Regions from separate parts of the Homo sapiens genome. Here region 2 is linked to region 1. A link is an interaction called in ENCODE POLR2A ChIA-PET data of the cell type or tissue named here. Cell type or tissue: OCI-LY7. All regions are shown on one strand.

Evidence for each region. Peaks named below come from ENCODE experiments on the same cell type or tissue, not always from the same donor. Only the 100,000 strongest peaks of a DNase experiment are listed, where the experiment ranks them.
Region 2: POLR2A ChIA-PET joins it to region 1 with 5 read pairs; 1 of 35 experiments calls an interaction of 5 or more read pairs at or near these places.

What each region holds. Positions count from the first base shown.
Region 1 is chr6:1,849,698-1,853,697 of GRCh38, reverse strand. The region is part of intron 7 of GMDS (GDP-mannose 4,6-dehydratase); the gene reads left to right. Among named protein-coding and RNA genes, the nearest start is that of FOXC1, 240 kb to the right of the region's middle. In OCI-LY7, no CTCF peak of the experiment used is centred here; a DNase peak (open chromatin) is centred at 1,817.
Region 2 is chr6:1,938,756-1,942,755 of GRCh38, reverse strand. The region is part of intron 6 of GMDS (GDP-mannose 4,6-dehydratase); the gene reads left to right. Among named protein-coding and RNA genes, the nearest start is that of GMDS, 300 kb to the left of the region's middle. RefSeq lists a silencer at 2,119-2,188. In OCI-LY7, no CTCF peak of the experiment used is centred here; a DNase peak (open chromatin) is centred at 2,225; H3K4me3 peaks cover 309 bases.

The DNA of each region.
Region 1 (4,000 bases):
GTTGGATAACTTATGAAATTTTCATTAGGCTCTGTGGCTACTAACAGCCCACATAGACATCTTGAAATAATGTTTTATGTCTTGCCCTGTACACGTGGTTGTCCAGATGTGTATACACACACACACACACTCATATGAGTTATCTCCTTGTATAATCTTTTTTTTTTTTTTTTTTTTTTTGAGACGGAGTCTCGCTCTGTCGCCCAGGCTGGAGTGCAGTGGCGCGATCTCAGCTCACTGCAAGCTCCGCCTCCCGGGTTCACGCCATTCTCCTGCCTCAGCCTCCCCAGTAGCTGGGACTACAGGCGCCCGCTACCACGCCCGGCTAATTTTTTGTATTTTTAGTAGAGACGGGGTTTCACCGTTTTAGCCAGGATGGTCTCGATCTCCTGACCTCGTGATCCGCCCGCCTCGGCCTCCCAAAGTGCTGGGATTACAGGCATGAGCCACCGCGCCCGGCCCTCCTTATATAATCTTCAGACAGCCTTTTCCAAAAAGGCAGTGTTTTGTGTCTTGTGTTGGCAGTATTTCATGTCTCAGATACTTTTCAGAGTTTCTTGTATGCCCTTAGTGAGTAGGAAAGGGGAAAAAATTCTCCTAGCAAGTCCTGCCTGCATTTCCCCTTTCCCCTTTCTCTCAACAAGGACAGAAATGAGAACATTCTCCAAGATGTGCGCAGACTTTAAAGCGGATCCCAGGCAGGCGCGGTGGCTCAAGCCTGTAATCCCAGCACTTTGGGAGGCTGAGGCGGATCACCTGAGGTCGGGAGTTCGAGACCAGCCTGACCAACAAACAGGCACACCATCTCCACTAAAAATACAAAATTAGCCGGGCGTGGTGGCGCATGCCTGAAATCCCAGCTACTCAGGAGGCTGAGGCAGGAAAATCGCTTGAACCCGGAAGGCAGAGGTTGCATCGCGCCGAGATCACACCATTGCACTCTAGCCTGGGCAACGAGCGAAACTCCATCTCGGGAAAAAAAAAAATCGGATCCCACGTCCCACCGTCCTTCCACCATTGCCAGGGACAGAAAAAATAGTTCAGGATAGTTAGTAACAAAATTAAGAGAAAAAAAAAGACACTAAGAAAAACATAATGCTAAATTTTCAAAGCAAGTATTATAAAGAAACGCACCTTTTTAGTGGAGGGGAAGCTTGTGGAAAATAAAAGAAATAGTGAAAAAGCCCTGTTAAACTCGTTTGCTCTCAGGCACAGGACAGAAAATGTATCACTGTGCCTACAATGGAAAGGCTACTGAAGTTTTTTTCATATGCACCTCAACTGCCATTTTTGAGTTTACTCGTTAAGCAAAAAGCTTTTATTACAGAAAATATCCTTGAAAGATTTTGAACAAAAGGACATACTGTAAATTTATTGTTTGATTTTAAGTTCTTGGCATGCATACTACATATTGGTAACCATTCCTTCATTTAAAGGGCATTTTGCGAGCTCTTGAGGCCTGTGGCTTTGAGGGAACTGCGTAATGCCCCGCTGAGTTTTCATCTGCTGCTACTGCACCAACACATGGCTTTGAATTTGAGTTGCCAGCAAAACTGCGGTGGTTGGAGTGACCACTGTGGAAAAGACTTATTTCAGAGCCTCCGCTATGGCCCAGAACAAAGTAGATGGCACTGTCCAGAAACACGTTCTGCATCTCTTTCTCGCTCCCTTCAGGGACCCTTGTGATTCCGTGTGGGAGCCTCTCCTCCTGCCTCTCCCTGCCAGTGATAGGGTGCTGAGACGTTAGTACCCATGGTCACAGAAGCTGCCCAGGTGGTGACAAGACACACACGTGTGTGCCTGCTCCGGATGTCTGCTGTGGGTGGAGCCTGTCGTTTGGAAAGTGTTCATCTCCACAAATCAAAGGTGCTTGTTGTGAACAAGAAACACAGTCACCTCAGACTGCCATTAAAAGCATTTCATGTTCTGTGGGCAATTCTGAACTCCAGCTTTTCTTTTTTTTCTTTTAAAATTATTATTTTTAAAAAATATAGTGTTCAGTGGTAAAATCCAGAGTGAGGGAAAGCTCCCCAATACTGGAATACTGGTGATCACTTCCTCATTAGCTGGCCCACATTTATAGCCCCGCAAACACAGTCCCCTTATTAAATGTATTAAATGCCTCGTTCTGCTGTCCAGTATGGGGTCTGCTATACAGTATGTGTGTTTTCAAACAATTAGATAGCACAGGAAAGAAACAAATCCCTGCCCCGAAGGTCCTAACTTTAATAAAGTATGTTATTTCCAATAAGCCCCTTTAATATAATATTATATTGTTTGCCAAATGAATTTAAATATTTTAATGTTGAAATGATATCAGCAAATACCTAAAACTTATTTCCTGTTGCAATAAAATACACGTTTTCTCAGTCTCACAACTTTCCACATTAATAATAATTAAAAGGTTAGAAGGCAGCCTTAATTACATAGCTAATCACTCGGCCTTTCCCCTCGTTGTTTGGGACAAACATACAAGTTTTCTAAATGTCTTAGCCAAAATGTCCTACGTTCCATTCTTCTTCTTCTTTTATCTAATGTGTAAGAAAGCGCATTTGATGGATGGAACATTCCCGTCCACAACCTCTCCAGTAAATCTCTCAAAGTCCTTAACCTCGTACAGCCTGCCTGATAGAGCATTTGCTGTTGTTTATAGTCTGTTATCCCAGGGATTGGCTTTCTGTGTAATAAAGTACTAAAAGTCTCGTAGAGTAGGATCAACTTGGGTGTTCTGCGGTTTGCATGGTGGTGGTTATACCTAATTCCCACAGCAGAGACGGGAGTTAGAGGGAGCATCATAAAGAACACAAGTCAGTGGGCTGCCAGCTGAGTGAGCTGCCCTGCGAACAGGTTTGGGTAATAGCAATATTTCTAAAAGGGAGGGCAATGACACTTAAGTGAGGTTGGTCTTAGGAAGCAGTTGCAGGTCTGGATCCAATAACGTATCATTGACTGCGTCTGGAATAGATCGCCGGATAAATTGAGTGAACTCTTACCCTGCTGGGAGCTTTTTTGCTGTGTGCTCTGTGCTTATTAGCCTCCTAGCCCTCGTTTGACCCTGTTCCCTTTTTAAATTAATGCATCTCCAATTCCCTAATCTAGACTTTTTTTTAATCTCATGTTTCTTTGTTTCCACCCAATTTGAGGAAATAGCTGAGGAGTTTTCAACTGTTTACCCAAAGGCAAAATTAACAGGTGCATTCAGGGTTATTGTAAGGCTCATCAAATACACTGAAGGCCTGGCCCATTTCCAGTTCTGATAAATAAGTTAGCATTGTAAATTAACTGAAAACTGACAGATAAGAAGCAGTATTTAGTGGCCTAGATAAAAGTTTTACTGTGCATGTGTAGAAGCGCCTCACTACAACATGTATCTTGACACTTAGGTCCATAATAATGAGTTTCTAATGAGCAGAACCTGGGTAATAGACACTGAAGCGAAACCAGAAAGATCCTGCTTTTAACACAGTCTAGGAATGTATTTACATCCGATAGCAGCTTGGCACAAGGAAGAAAGTGTTCAGGAGTTTGGCCATCTGTTTGCTGCAGTTTATGCCTTTATTTGGAGGCAGTTAGCAGAAGACCCATGAGATTGCATGAGGAGGATTAGGAAGAAAAGGCACTGGGAAAAATAAGGTGTCTCTGATATTTTACGTTGGAACACATGATGATCATTTATGGGGAAACAAATAGTATTTTATGTGCAGTGAATGTCTTCAGGTGTAAAAAGCTCTTTAAGACCTAGCTTCCTTATTTTGAAAAACGAACTTCCTATTTTGCAAAAAACACCCACTTTTTTTCTGAGCAATTCTAGCTCCACGAAAGGGTTTTGAAAAGTTCTTTGTTAGATAGAAGGGATTGCAAAACTGTGTCACCATAATATTGATGGTGTTGCTGTTTTATATAATATGGCAAAGAGCTTCGGTCTGTTCTGTCGAGTCTCTAGACATAATAGGGTAATTCTTATAGTAGACTCTTTAGAATAAAGAGCTTATAATAAACA
Region 2 (4,000 bases), 89 kb before region 1:
CAGGAACGTCCGATTTCAGGGACAGCTGGAACCAGTAACTCAGATATCTTCAGGATTCTCCCTTTTTATCTTCTGTCTCCATTTTTCTTTCTGTCTTGGCCTCATCTTTTCAGTCCAGTTTTTTCTATGAAACTAGAACTAGGATCACTGCCCCTTTCAGTCTTGCCACTTGGAGGAAAACTGTTTTCTCTTTCAACTCCATCTGGAATGGCCTGGGGTAGGGCCTTGGTCAGGTTTCCACTCCCTCAACCAGTCCCAGTAGCCAGTGAGTGGTGCTTTGGGCCAGCTTGGGCCAGGATCTTACCTTGAATAAATCAGTGCAGTCAGGATGGCAGGGTTAGGCTACTCCCATTAGAACCATGTGAAGTAGGAAAGAGCACCAAAGCATGCTTTGGGGAATCTGCATTGAGCAGCCACCTCATTTGTGGCCTACTAGAGGCTGGGATGGGGAATTATTTAGGACTGCTGAAGAAACAGACTCAGAAGGACTTGATGAGCAGTTGACTAATGGAAGAGTGAGAAAGGAATCAAAGAGGACTCCCGGGCTACTGGGTGCAGGGTGAGACCATTCACCATGCAGGGCCATCCAGAAAGTTGTGTTAGCTTGGGGTAAAAGGAGAAGCGAACTAGAGTTAATGGTAATGTCTCCTGAGGTGAACAGGAGGAAGATCCGACCAGGAAGTTGCAGGTCATCATGACCAGGCAGCACGAGCTTAGCTCTCGCTGGAGAGCGCAGTCAGCATAGGTGTGCGAAGGTTCTCCCTCCGACTCAGTTCACGGCGTAGGAGCAGAGACAGTGGGAGAGGTGAGCGAGGCGGGGTTGAGTCGTGTAGTCAGGATGGGGTGTGTGTTTAAGATTTGAGCAGGAAGAAAAGTCCTCAGAACATCTGAACTCTGCCTTCCTGCGTTTGTGTTCTCCCTACCTGCTCTCCTGTGCCCTGGAGGAGCTGTCTGTCTGGAGCTCCTGTCTGCTACCACCTCCTTGAAGACTTGGCATCAGCAATTCTCACCTCTCTCCTGGATCAGTTTCTCCGTCATCACTAGGATCTTTCCCTCAGCATGCAAAGAGGCTGCTTTCATGCCCATCTTGAAGTGCAGTCCTCCCAGTCTCACCCCTTTCTCTCACTGACAGCAGAAGTTTTCAGAAGCTGTTTGTGCTCCTTGTCTACGAAATCTCACCCCCATTCTTTCTTGAGCCCTCTCCTTCCTTGGACTTTTGTCCACCTCTTTCAGAAGCTCTCCCATCAAGGTCACGTTTCTGTCTTTGTCCTTCTGACCTGCAGTCATGGTGATCACTCCCTCCTGGATACAGACTATCCAGACTGTTAGGATACTCCCGTGTCCTTGCTTCCCCTCACTGCTTCCTCCTCATCTGGCCTGTAAACATTATAGCATCAGTGTATTTGGTTCTCTGACCATTTATGTTTTGTTGCTAACATTCCTTTCTTGGTGGTCTCAGCTGGCCTCAGGACTTGAAATATCATCCATACATAAATAGTTCCCAAATGTGTGCCCTCAGCCTAGACCCTCGTTGGAAGGCCAGGCTTATAGATTCACTGCAGTGTTAAATGAAGACTCACCCTTGTCTCATCCTGATTTAAATATTTCATGTTTATTAGTTCCCCGATAGTTTTGTTAGTGTATCGAATGAATAGAGGTACTTAAAAGCTATACATTTTTTTTTTTATTTTGGGGATTTTGTCTTTGTGGGGTTGTTTTATTTGACTAAGGCCATGGTTCTCAACCAGGGCAGTTTTGTCCCCCCAGGGGGAAGTTGGCAACACCTGTGAACATAATTGAGGGGGTGCTCCTGGCATCTACTGGGTAAAGGCCAGTGACGCTCCTAAACACTGCAAAGCACAGCACAACCAGCAATAAAAAGGACTTATTCCTCCTTAAATGTCAATAGTACCAAACTGGAGAAAACCTGAAAGGAAGACTTACAAATTTGAATTATCTCACTGTCAGTGGAAAATGCATTGAACATTTGATACAAATAGCAAAGTAGTTTGAACATTTCTCTTTATACACATATTTTAAATAGTTGCCAAAAGGTGGTAGCTATCTCAGACAAATGCACATTGTGAATTGTCCTCTTTTAAGCCTGAGATTCCTTTAAACGTGCCTATTGGATTTTGAGTACCTGCAGTTAAATAGTGTTGCTCTTGGCAGGACTTAGTGAGCAAATGAGGTATGATCTCTCTGATCTCAGTCATCTGCTCAGTCAGCCATGACCTTCTCAGTGTCTCTTCTTTCCACACCCTGTCTCCACTGAGCCATGGCCCAGGCAGTTCACAGTGGGGTGGCCAGAGATTACCACAGGGGAAAAATGCAGGGCCCCAAGGCGGAGGTTCATGTGGGGTTCAGGATAAATTGGAATGATTTCTGTTTTCCAATGAATATTGTCCAAACTGTCATTGTACTTTATCTAACTCCAAAAAAATCTTTAAATCAAAAGCTTTTGGATGAAGTATTGAGCAATGGAATAGAATTTTTATTAGACAAATTTTGGTTACTTCAAGTACCATTTGGATATGGATGGATAATGTTTAGATATGTATGTATGCATGCATGCATGCACATATACAATCGTGTATCTGTAGACACACAAACAATAAAAATTGCCACAGGGCCATAGGAAATATACATTTGAAAAAGAAGTAATTTTGTATAGTGTGATAAGTAGAATTGTCCCTAGTAGGACTTAGTGAACCTCCTGTAGGGTTTCTTCCTTACGTCTACGGCATCATCAGAGGGTGTCAAAAAGAAGTAATTTTGTGTAGTGTGGTAAGTAGAACTGTCCCTAGTAGGACTTAGTGAACCTCCCATAGGGTTTCTTCCTTACGTCTACGGCATCATCAGAGGGCGCCCAAGGTTGCATTTTGTTTTTAAAAATAAATCTCTATTGAAGTAATACATTGTGGAAAAGATTGTGACCTAATATGCAATCAAATTCTTTAATAAATTGGCTATTATTCATGTCTTAAAGGCAATTCCATTGTTTTCAGTTTAATGCTGGCAATTTAAAGTGTGTTTTCCAAATTTTGTCAGTTTTTTTCCTTTAATGTTTGTTATAGAAGATAGAGATGTTATGTTGGTATGCTTTATAATATAATAGAAACTTTAACATGGACTCTGTGTGTGTGTATGTGTATATGTGTGTGTGTGTGTGTATATATATGTATATAGGTATATATATGTATATATATGTATATATGTGTATATATATGTGTGTGTATATATATATGCATGTGTGTATATGTATATCCTTGGGTCTTTAGGGAACACCCAGCCTCTTTAATCAGTAGATAGCAGTCAAGGGGAAGAGCAGAACCTTGTTAACCTGTGCATTCTGGAAGGGGATGAGCATCCCAGGTGTTAGTATCTCCTGGCCCCCAGGAGAAACAAACAGTGACTGTCTCAGGAGGAAGCCGTCATTTGCGTTGATGTCCTCTGGTCTCCAGCAAATTAAGGTTACTAAACATGAACTCTCACTAAATGCACAAGGAAAGAAACCACCATCAGTCAAAGTCAGCATAAATAACAAGTAATAAATAAGTCCCCCCAAAACTTCAGATACTGGAATTATCTAATTCAGAATATAAAATTACAAAAACATGTGTAAATAAAGATGTCAAATCAGAAAAAATAAGCAAGCAAGAACAGAATGTAAAAATGCCCAGGCAGGTTTGAAAAAGAACCAAAGAGAACTTTGGATGTGCCAAAAAAGAAAGAGAGAGAGAGAGAAGAGAAGAGGAGAGGAGAGGAGAGAGGAGGGGAGGGGAGGGGAGGGGAGGGGAGGAAAGAAGGGAGGAAGGAAGGGAAGAAGGAAGGGTTAAATGGCCGACTTAGATTAGATTGCTGAAGGACAATTAGATGGCTATACGGAAATTAACCCAGACTATTACAGATAAGAGCAAAGAGATGAAAATTACCAAAAAAAAGAAATTAAGAGAGTAGAAAGTAAAAGTAGTAGTCTAATATCCTTTCCCAGAAGAAA